Regions from separate parts of the Mus musculus genome. Here region 2 is linked to region 1. Evidence: chromatin contacts called from ENCODE Hi-C or POLR2A ChIA-PET data. All regions are on one chromosome and are shown on one strand. The core of a region is the stretch at or near the end of the contact, and the rest is flanking DNA. Distances in the headings are between cores, read along the strand shown. Region 1 holds the start of Mef2a (myocyte enhancer factor 2A). Region 2 holds the start of Lrrc28 (leucine rich repeat containing 28).

Region 1 (5,891 bases), core at 1,071-3,570:
AATGCTGAGTCCCTGCAGCCCGCTCACTGGGGCTTTAAGGAGGCCAGACAGAATAGGAGGACAACGTGCTGCTCCTCAGTCGTTCCTTTGGAGTCAGCAGCACACAGCCATGCTGGGCATATGGTCCACGCCAAGCTGAGCACTGGGAAGTTGCTGGGCACTGGACTTCAGGTGCAGATGCTTCAACGCCTTCCCCCAAACACTTATTTTAACTATAAGTAACAGTTGAGTGTGCTTTGGTAATATATCTTCCAACAGCTGTCTTCTCTTCCTTCCCCTCCTTCTTCCCTCTCTCTTTTTATCCTCTGATCACTCCTAATTCTTAGGCAATGATATTGTGATGCAGATGCTGAGAAAAAGGGTTCTCTCTAAAACTGTGCAAACAGCCTTTTCCCTTGGCTGCACTTATGGCCAAGTCCTCTGCCTGGCTTCTAGGGTGACCAAAAGCATTAGGCGATGGGATGGGTGGACAGGCTGGAGTTGAGTCTCCTGTGTTCCAGGAGGACTGCAAACAGAAGGCAGGGATGGGGGAGCTATGAGAGAGTCAAATGTCTTCTGAAACAATTTGTCCTCTTTGTCCTTCCCTCTCTCTCAGGGTGAAAAGCTGGTGAGAAGGGCCTAGTCTTCACTCTCCTTTACCTTTAGTTTTAGTGGAAATCACCAGAACAGCCATTCTCTTGGAGTAGAACAGTTGAATACAGCTGCTGCGGCTTCTGGTGGGATAACACTCGTGCCTTTCCTCATACCTTGCTGCTTTACACCAGAATTAGTGTGTTTTAAAATCCTCCCTGCAGCCTGGGCACAGGCCTTTTCCTCTCAAAGGGCCTGACAGGCTAGAGGGGAAGATAACAGCTCCCTGCCACCCCCCTCCACCAAACTCCCCTGAACACTGAAGCGAGGCCCTGAGTAGAAGCCCTGGGCTTATTTTCCAGTGTCTGGTAATCTCGTATCTCTGTACTGCCTTTGTGTCAGCCTCTCTCCAGCACATTGCCTTGTTGTCCTTGAGGGAGGAAGCCAGAGAGCCTCCAGCTTCCTTTGTAACTTCCCAGTTCCTCCGCACATCTGCTCACCCACCCCCAAAGACTTGTTTTAAAGCCCTAACCACAGAATTGAGCCTCTCATTTTCGAATGAGGGTTTGTGCCCATTGCATGGGCAGCTCTGGGTTCGGATACCAGCCATCACATTCTTATTACCTCTACAGCGGTAGCAACTTTTGGGGGTGAGGACCAGCAGAGAGTCACCCCCATAAGCCTTCTCTGGACAAAATCAGTAAGTTAACAAAATACAAGTGCTGTCTCAAAGACATCTTTTCCCCTCAGAAAAATCAGTTCGTCGAGTAGTTAGGAATTCAGATCCTTATGGCCCTTCTCTGACGCTGTGTGACCCTGCGTGGTCAGAGTGGTTCTCAGTTTTCCTTTCTTATCTGCCGAATGGGAACAGAAAATGAGGTGAACTTCACTGCGATGTGAGTACTAAGTGAGATACAGTTTACCACTAATCCATACTAGCTAGTATTAGTAGCCCAAATAGGCAGGTTGCCTCATTCTCAAGGTGTTTCTGCTTTCCAAGCCCCTGCTGGGATTGGGTGGCCAGGGACAGCATCCAACTGCTGGCCCGGCGGGGGTGACCCAGCAGCTGTCCAGGCCTGGACACAGGTGTGGCCCCGACCACAGTGAGGGCGTGGCGAGCCGAGGTTTGGGCAGGCCCGGCGCACACGAGGGCGGGGAGCTGGCCTCGGTCCCGAGCACCGCACAGGGCGTCTGGGCCGTCCCGCCGGGTCGGGCCTCTCGGCTGTGGTCACGGACCAAGCGCGGGGACTAGTCACGCGCCGCGTCACCGGAGCCGTGGGCCCGGGCTGGACCAGGAGGCGGCGGGGGCGCGACGCCACCGGCCCGCCACGCCCAGGCCCTCATCAAGTGACCAGTATCCCTTCCAGGAGAACACGGTCCTTCAAAGAGGGAAGCGCGCTCCAGGCTGCAGCCCCGGCGCCAAGCAGCCGTCATCTCCTTCCTGTGCCGGGTGATCTGTCGCCTCACCCACCCGGAAAAACATAGTCCGCCCCTCTTGTCCTTGTGCCACAGCGCTAGCTGTTGAGAAGGCGCGGCTCTCTCTGACTAGTCCCTCGTCTTGTCCATGACAAACCCTTCAGGACCCACCGAGAGCAGAAATATACCCTAAAAGGAGAGCCCGGGAGAGAAGAAAGAGAGGAAGCCGAGAGGAAGGGAGAGGCGAGGCCCGCGGAGGGACACCAAGACGTCCTCGCAGTGCGCACGCGCGCCGCGAAGAACGAGTTCCGGCCTGGCCGAGGCCTGACTCCTAAAAATAGCCCCGGTGTGGGGATCCGTGCGCGGATGTCCCGGCGAGTCCCGGGCTGAAGGAGGCGGCTCCGGGCGGCGCGGAGTGCTGTGGCGGGCCGGGCCGGGGCTGCGGCGTGTGCGCGCCCGCCGGCAGTAGCGGAGACTCGGTGAGGGGCCGCGGGCGGCGGGGATGTGGCGGCGGCTGGGAAGGGGGTCGGGCCGCGCTGGGAGTGGGGGGCACTACCACGGAGGGGCTGCGAGGCCGAGGAGGGGTGCCCGCGCGGCTCCGGGCGCCGGGGCGAGGCTGGGCGTGGGGCGGCCGGGCCCTCGGGAGAGCGGAGGGGCGCGGCCCCGTGCGGTGGGGGCGGGGTGCCCTGGGGCGAGCCCGGGGGGCTGCGGGCGCGGCGGCGGGGGCCCGCGGGGGGGACTGTCGCGAGCCGCCTCCCTGTGCGCGCCACCTCTGGGGCCCCCAGCCGCGCCGCCCCGCTCCTCCCTGAAAGTTGACGGAGTTCCCAGGGGGCCGCGGAGCCACTCGGTCCATTCCTCCAGCGTCGCGGATCTCGGGGTCTCCCCGCTCCGTAAACCGCCAGTGCGGGGGGCGTCCGGCCCTGTGGTCGCACTTAAAGTTCCCCCACTTCTGCTTCGGGGGGAAGGTTGGTTCACTGGGGCGGGAGGTAGGGGGTCGAACTCTCCCGTGGGGATATCGGCGTTAGGTTGTGTGTCTGGACCTGGCCCGGGCGGTGGCCGGGTTCGAGCACCTGCGGGTGCGGGGAAAAGGTCTTGGGAGTCGGGGCTGCAGAAGGGACCCGCTCCTTGCAATCGGGTAGATCCCGCCTTAGGTCTCAGGGTGAGATGGAAACTTTGCCTTTGGGTTCGATGTCATCTGTTTTTGGGCGGTTGAGGATTAAAGATCAGTGATATTGCAGACAAGTTTGGGAAAGGTGAGCGTTTTCTGAATTAGCATTTCCCCCCTCCCCCTGGAAAAGTGTAACTATCAAATTCTTGCTCACTCGGACCTTAAATAGGTCCCTGAGCTCTGAAGCCCCTGTCATCATGATCCAGAAGGCAACGGAGTGTAGACTGACTACACCGTCGCGCTAACCTGTATGTTTACTGTGAAATTGGGATTCCAGAAATTGAAATTAGAAAGACCTGCTGCGATGTGTTGACAACTATTTTAAAACTAATATTGTATAACAGTTTTCAAGTTTGTAGCGCAGCGCATCGTGTTTCTCTTATGTCTTTCTTGAAACATCCATTACTGTATGACAGTGAGGTTCTGTAAAGCAGTAATTAGGTGTATATTACACAAGAGTACTTTCCCTTTAAGAATCCAGCTGCGTTGTTTTGGCAACTGCTAAGTAGTCTAGTTGTCAGTTTTAAAATCTATGTTACCTTGGCAGTACTTGGACAGTCTGAGGAAAAGGTAAACAAAGTAGTGTGTGTGTGTGTGTGTGTTTTAAAACACACTAAAATGACATTTCTTTTCCTGTGAATTTAGGAAATGAGGATGAAGTAACAATGCTTTTATGACATTTGTATATACACTTTAGTTTTGTTTTTGTGTATTTTTGGAGATCTCTATTTTGTCTTGTAAACGGCAACTTTTAGGGAGACATGTTCCCTTAAAGATGATTTAAATTATAGTAAATGTAATATTATACAAATGGAATGTTTACTGAGACATATCTGTATGTTGTATAAGACAATACAATTAGTATTTGTTGTCCATTAATTGAGTTGGAATTACTTTTACTTTAATTCTTGTTACAAAAGTTGAGAGGATAATGTTAAAATCGTGAAAACACTTTGAAAAGCTTAAACAGGCTATTTGCTTGCTTACAGACTATATATTAATAATTCTTGTTGTAAGAAGGTTTCCTGAGATATTCATGTATTAAAACAGTGTTTGTGAAGAATGGTGATCTCTAAATTCAACTGTACTTACCCATTTCCTTCAGTTCATACTGTTGCTACACATAAGATCATAGTCTTTCATGAAGGTAAAATTGCACTTAACTCATCCTATAAGATTTTAAATTGAAGAGCTAGTGATCAGAGAAAGGGATAGCTTTCTGAGGCTTAAAAATGATTGTAATGTCAGCATGTTGAATTATGCCTTGAGAATAATTTAATTCTCTATATAGTTTTTATGTTTTCACAACAGGTAAATAACAAAGGGCTTTTTGTTTTAGTTTTTATTTTGGTTTTGGTAAATGTAATTGGAAATAAAGTTTTTTAAATGTTGGGTTGTTTCAAATGCTGATTGTTTTTTTTTTTTTTTTCCAGCTTTATAGTGAAGGTGAAGTTTGCTAGTGTAGTTAAGTCTTAGTAGACTGTCTTCTGATTTGGGAGGGTCTACATACAGTCAGATTTGTTTTGGGGAAGTAGCATGCTTGACAGTCTGTTTGGGAAACCCTCAGTTTTCCTCTTGCATCTTTTAGTCTGGTAAGAAGAGGATTTCATTGTAACACTTAGTGATGAAATCATGGATTTTCTGAGGCATTTAAATTTCAAACATTGTGTCTTATAACATACTCCCCCTAGAAAGATAAGCTCAAGGTTCATAGGAATGTTACAAAGTCTAGTGCCAAGCTTTTTAACACTGAAGGGGCAGTGAGAATACTGCTTTGTGTATTGAAGATGATCACTAGTGCCTTTCCCCAGGATTAAAAAGGTTTGTAAATGTGGTCTTTATAAATCGAGATGTGATTTTTTTTTCCAGTTAAAGTAGTTAAAGAAGAGTAAATAGGGAAATTGAATGACTTTATAAGATAGATAATATGAAAGGATTCTGATTTGCAAACCTTGAAGAAAGATTGTTTGATTTTTTTTTTTTTTTTTTTTTTTTGGTCAGGTCTTGATTTTAGATGCTAACCTTACTACTGACAAAATTAATGAAATAACATTGATAAAATGGAAAAGAGTTGTGCCACCTGTCCCATGGCAGTAGAATTTAAATGAGATGAGTTCATAGCTCACTGCTGAGCCTTGATGTACAAGAGAGCATGTTACCCCGACTGCTCCTTCCTTCCTGCTTCCATGGGTCTTTCCCATAACCGTCTTGTATGTAAGCTAGCGTGAGAATGCGCTGTGTCACAAAGGACTTGGTCTGGAGAATGCTCATGTGTGGATTTGGATAAACTATGCCAGTGCCAATGTCAGCTCACACTCAGATCATCTGTACAGTGTTCACTGGACTAGTTTACTTTAGGTTTTTGATCTGCAATTGTGACTTGCTTCTAGTCTCAGTCTCCCTTAATTTTGTTTTAAATTAGATTAAATATAAGTAATTTTCTAATTCTTCAGTGAATTAAGTCTTGTATTAGTTGTGAGAGCTCTTTTCAACATGTGGTCTTTAGCATTTGAAACCAGAAAAAAAGTATTTGTTCAACCTACCTGAAATAAATATACTTAAAATAGCTTTTCATTAGTAAGTAACCTATAAATTTTTCAGTCTTCATTTTCCTGGTCTGTGAAGCTAAATGACTTCATCTATATTTATCTGTGTACCAGTGATAAGTGCACCCTCTTCCAGTTTACTATAATTAAATAGTGTAAGCTCATTTGTTAATTAGAAAGTATTACATTAC
Region 2 (5,891 bases), core at 2,085-4,584, 270 kb before region 1:
GAGCTCCTGATGCACGAAGCATCACAGGTTGAGAGATGGCTCAGTGGTTAAGAGCACTGACTGTTCTTCTGGAGGTCCTGAGTTCAAATCTCAGCAACCACATGGTGGCTCACGGCCATCTGTAATGGGGATCCGATTCTTTCCTCTGGGGTGTCTGAAGACAGCTACAGTGTACTTACATATAATGATAATAAAATCTTAAAAAAGAAGAAATATGTAGACTCTTTCATTGAAAGTCTCTGAGCCCCGTTTGTCCAGAGCCTTGGTGTGAACTTCTGGAGTTTTACTGTTTTATGTCCTCATAGGCAAATTAAGTGTGACAATATAAGAAACAGTTCTAATATATTCCCGAACTTTATATTTTAATATTAATTAAAGTACCTCTGAGAACATGAATACTGGATTTCTTTTTGGGAGAATTTATCCACTTGCTGATTCTGATATAGCATACACAAAATTAGGTTTTGCTTGGTCATAGGCAAATCCACTCCTTAATTTTCAACTTTACAAATATTTGCCCAATTTGAGTTCAAAGTCAACTGTAATTTTTCTTCTCTAAGCAGATGGCTTGCATATTAGGTCTGTTACAATGCACAGACCCAACTATCCATTTGATTAAAAAAACCAAAAATATGAAATGTCTAAATCCACATTAAAGCAACAAATAACGGCAAAGCACAACTTTTTTTGACGCAAAATATGATCCACAATTAATTTTACTTACCTTACAAAATTCCACTGATAACCTGGGAATTGCATTTCCACCTTCATTCTAAAGACAAAAGAGCTCTGATGCCTCTCCCTCCAGCCACGCTCAGCACCAGGTGTTTCCTCTGGTTTTCTTTGGACGTTCCTTTAAAACTAGCAAAACAAAACACCTGGAAAGTTTCCTTAAGGCTCAGTATCTGCAACTTTGTCGTAAAATCCTTTGTGAGTTTAGCGGTCCCATGGAGAGAGAGTCCTTTTCCTTTTCACAGTTCTCTTGAAAATCTGAGTTGCCAATTTGGCTCCCTCTGTATCAAGTTAAGGATTCTACAGCCTGATAACCACAGACAAGTCTAAACAGAGCAGTTTCGTCCTAAAAAAAACCCAGCATTTTTCCATAAAGCAACCCGGTACTTAACAAAACTCCAGGCCAAAGAAAGAATGATAGCTTCTTCACCAATAGGGAGTGGAGAAGAGAAGTTTGTCAAACTTTGTAATCCAATCCCTGGAAGCCAGAGGTGGGAATTTTAGATCAGGGGCAGCCTTTTCCTTGGAATTTTCTTAAAGTGGTATCGCTGACTTGTTGAAGTTAAAAGTTGCCAGAGATTGTAAAATAAATAAATAAATAAATAAATAAATAAATAAATATTTTAAAAAATCCATTTAGAGTCTTATTTTTTAAATATGTAAATTGATCTTCCGCAAAACAACTAAATTTCTAACAGTGGTCATACTATCAATATAGGAATTTTAACATCAATTTGGAGAGGGAGTAAAAGCTATTTTAACATGATTCACTTTTCATGAGCAAAATTTGGACCTCAATGTGCAAAATTAAGACAAAAACTAAGAAGCTGACTCCAGAAATGTTTTCTATTATTCCTTTTCTTGTGAACTCCAATTATTAGTATTATATATACATGTATATTGAAATCATAATTACATCGCTTCCCTTTTCTTCCCTTCTGACCAAGCCTCCCATGTAGCCCTCCTTTGCTCTCTTTCATATTCATGGCCTCTTTTTTCTTTAATTGTTGTTGTTAGTTGAGAGAGAGAGAGTTTTCAGGGCTGGCCATTTGGTATTGGTTAATCAGTTGATGTGCTTTTCCTGGGGGAATACTATTTCTCCTGAGCTCAGCATTCTTTAGTTACCTGTAGTGTCATATTATTTTTACTTACAGATAATTAGATAGATGGCTGGATAGTTAAAATAAGGATGCCTAACAAGAAGCCCCTATGCAAATTAACAAACATCCTTTTGTTTTTGTTTTGTCGAGCCAGGACTGATCAAAAGCTCATCAATTTTTTTTAAAGGACAAAGAATAAGGTTTTCTGTTTGTTTTTAAAAAGATGTATTTATTTTATGTATGTGCATACACTGTCTCTCTCTTCAGACAACCCAGAAGAAGGCATCCGAGTCCATCAGATTAATTAGATGGTTGCGAGACACCATGTGGTTGCTGGAAATTGAACTGAGGACCTCTGAAAGAGGAGTCAGTGCTCTTAACCCCTGGGCCATCTCTCCAACCCCCAAAGGGTAAGTCCTAATGGGGGGCGGGGGATGGATTTGAGACACCTCATGTACATAATGGGTTTCGTCAAACAATAGAGTTAAGTCTTAGAGGAAATTTTAAAGATCGAAAGTTGTTGCATCTCTGTGCACTGCATTTAAAAAAATGTTCACTTTTCTTCCCTGGTACTGGGGCTTGACCTGAGTGCCTCTACTGAGCTACGCACCTGCACCCTTTCTTTTTGAAATACTTGTGATTGGTTTCACCTACAGCCTCAGCCTTAGAGTAGCAGAGGCTTGCTGCATCAGAACAATCGGGTTTTTAGTCTTAAGGTATTCATCGACCGTCTACTTAGCCATACAGGAACTGCCAGGTTATTTCACCAAATTGTGATTGTCCTCAGTTATTTCTCACACTAGGGCCTGTTTCTTTTTAAATTTTTATTTACGAGGCAGTGCCTTCACGTAGCTGAGGCTGGCCTTTACTCCTGTCTCCACTTTCAGATCACTGGGATTCAGGCGTGCAGCACCATGCCTGCGCCACGCTTGTCTAAAGGTAGACACCACCTTCGGCAGCGATCAGTGAGCGTTCGGAGACATTAAATCCGGTGCTTAAGTTCTGCTTGTTGACTCCATTGACTTGCGTTACCTAAGCCCGACGGCTTCTGTTTAAGTCAGACTGGCGGTGGAACAGTAGCCGGAATGGCTGATCGAACAGATGCAAGGCTACACAGGGCGATGCCAGGGATTTAATCGCTCGACGTCGAGTTTGACTGTTGGCAGCGGAATGAATGTGTGACTAAAAGAACTGACTGGAGACGCTGAGGCTGGCGCCATCTAAACAACCCACCTAAACGCTAACGCAGTACACCCACTTTCTGAACACCCAGCTCCAAGCCGGAGCCGGAAGCCAGGACGCTAGAGGAAGTCGCGCTCTCAGCCAATAAGCGTCTGGTTCTGAAAATGACTCTCTCATCCCGCCTATTGTAGGACAGCGAGAACTGAGGCGAACTATCGCGAGGTTTCGTTGCCCTGGCCCCCTTCTTCCCCGAACCCTACTCCAGTTAGCCAGGCCCGCCTCTCCGCAGGCTCCGCCCCGTAGCCCCGCCCTCCCTGTGTTTTTAGACTGCCTACCAGCGCAGCCTGAGCCGCTGAGTGCCGGTCAGCGGGCGCCGAGGTGAGTGTCCGGTCTCCAGGCTCACAGGTCGAAGCCGCTGGCTCGACTCCCCGTGGGGACGCTTCATCCCCGTCGCCACAGAAGCGCCTGGGCCTCTGGGAGAGGAACAGTGGGTTGTCCGGCCTTGGATCCCCACCGCTGCCGTGTCCTCCATGGCCCCTGGTACCAGAGTATCCCGGTATCATCATCTGAGTCCCTGCCCCTGGGCTCCCTGCTTCCGAATTCTTACGACCTTTAGACTCGAACTAACTCGGGCAAAACCAAGACGTCTGGTAGTTTTTCTCCTGGAGAAAACAGCCTTTTACAGATGTTTGTAGTATGCAGTTTGTCTCTGATCTCCAGTGTTAGAGAGCCGGCTTGTGTATTCCGTCAAATTAAGTACTGGGAAGTCAGTTATGGGCTACTCTTTAAAATACCTGTACTTAAAATGGGGATATACTTGAGAGATTATTGTGTTTCTCCTGAGAAGACTGGTGTTGGACTTTCAGAAAACTGAAGGAGCAAATGTATCTAGTCAATACCCGTTACATTATTTACAGTAACCGTGGGCAGGGGGTGACGTTTTGAAAGGGCCAGGAGAACTTAAAAAGGCTGTATTGCCAGTGAGTGCATATTGGGAAGCCAAGAGTACGTTCATCTTTGGAAGCTTTTGGATTTCATTTGCATACACGTAATTTCCGAGTTTGTACGAAGATGCATTTCAGCAGAGCCTAATGATGCTTTTGAAGTAACCGGTGCCAGGTGGAACATTCAGAGAGAGCCATCTGGCTACAGGGAGTGAAGATTTTGAATATGGTTTTTTAGTTTGCAAAAGGGAAACTTTCTTGTGTGTAATCTTTGGCTGTTTTATAAGAATGACACAATGGCTACATTTTATAATTGTAAAAGGCTGCGTTATAGGAAAGGTGGTGCCCAGACTTTGGAGTTAGGACCACCTGCATTTCGGTTGTAGCAAAGTACCTCATCTGTAAAGTGGATTAATGTCTGCTGTGCTGCTTGGCTGTGAAGAATAAGATATTTATGACAGCGAGTTTAAATTGTCTGTGAGTGATCTCAATGGGTAGATTAAAAAAAATCAACCTTGGAACAGTTACTCTGATTTCATCCACTTATTAGCTGTTTGAAAGCTAAAAGTATTTTAGAAACTGTATTATGCAGGCATGCAGAAATGAAGAAACTAACATTCCTCTGGATTTAGGGTTTTACAGACTCTCATCTAAATTGTCCGTAAACAGGTGTGCATATCTATCTAGATCTATAGACATATAATATAAAACAAATAGTAAAAACTGAACAACTGGCTTGCTCTGAGAGAGAGCCAAGGAAATAAATAGTTTGGGATAGGGAGGTGAGTTTAATGTTGAAACCTGCAAGACGAGAGAGGCATTTCCAGCCTAAGAGGAGAGCAGCAACTTCTTGGAGAAGTTTGGTAGCTCCCGGGATTAAGAGAGGTCAGGAACTTGGTGAATGCCACAGAGGAAGCTGGACAGGCAGGTTGGGCCCGATGGTCAAGGAAGCTTTGTAAGGCTTTGCTTTTCTCAATAAGGAGTTGCTAAAGGATTTGTTTAGTAAGACGTACCTGAGAGGAAGAGGTGCAATTATGAGTGTGTTTTCAGAGGCCCATTGCTGTGATTGATACGTAGGGAGTGATGCAAGTGGACATGTGGAGGCCAGGGGCACAGCTAGCCAAGGCAGGAGATGGCGGTGGCTTATGGGTTGGGCAGCTGGAGAGAGATGGCTGGAACTGAGATGTATTTGGAAAGAGAGACCCTGGCCTTGATTGAAGAAACTGTGATGGACAGGAGGTTATCCTTTTCTGACTCCCAGCTGCGCTGCTGTGTGGCTAGAAGGGTGCTTCCCCCACATTTGCTGAGACAGGAAAACCTGGTGATGAGCTCTGACAGCTGTTGGGAAGGTATGACATTGGCCATGCCGTAAGACATCAAAGAACCACTCCCGCTTACTCAGTGCATAGTTGTATGACATTGGGGATGCTGTAAGACATCTAAACCACTCCCCGTACTCAGTGCATTAATTACCCTTCTGGAGTAATTGTTCTGGCTTTGTCTCCATACAAAAGCATTGATGGGACCAGTATAGCCAGTGCTATAGTTCCCTTCACTTTATATAAAGACCCCTGGTAGCCGGGCGTGGTGGCGCACACCTTTAATCCCAGCACTCAGGAGGCAGAGGCAGGCGGATTTCTGAGTTCGAGGCCAGCCTGGTCTACAAAGTGAGTTCCAGGACAGCCAGGGCTATACAGAGAAACCCTGTCTCGAAAAACCAAAATAAAATAAAGTAAAGATGCCTGGCAATAAAGTGAGGAAGGAAGTAGCTGGAACAAGTATGGGGAAGTATTAGATTCTTAGGTTGATCTGGGGCTGTTAACTGAACACTCCATAGAATACTCTTAAGTAAAATGGCAGCTGCTGACATCTGAGCTAAGAAATGACTTTGAAAATGATAAAAATTAACCCCAAAGTTATAAAATCCTGTTCA

What was found. A loop is a pair of places that touch in the nucleus more often than their neighbours do. ChIA-PET counts read pairs that join two places held with the same protein, here RNA polymerase II (POLR2A).
Region 2: a loop to region 1 is called in a map of mature B cell, with 2.4 times the contacts of the local background. The contact joins the promoter of Lrrc28 here to the promoter of Mef2a in region 1. A Hi-C loop is called at or near these places in 8 of 37 maps with a recorded cell type or tissue (T-helper 1 cell, T-helper 17 cell, T-helper 2 cell and 4 more). POLR2A ChIA-PET finds 5 or more read pairs at or near these places in 1 of 5 experiments (Patski).

Annotation. Positions count from the first base shown.
Region 1 is chr7:67,369,287-67,375,177 of GRCm38, reverse strand. Mef2a (myocyte enhancer factor 2A) reads left to right here and starts at 2,320. Exons shown (of 11, transcript NM_001291195.1): 1 at 2,320-2,465.
Region 2 is chr7:67,642,679-67,648,569 of GRCm38, reverse strand. Lrrc28 (leucine rich repeat containing 28) reads left to right here and starts at 3,334. Exons shown (of 10, transcript NM_175124.5): 1 at 3,334-3,392. It overlaps Ttc23 (tetratricopeptide repeat domain 23), which reads right to left and starts at 1,160. Exons shown (of 11, transcript NM_001168475.1): 1 at 725-1,160.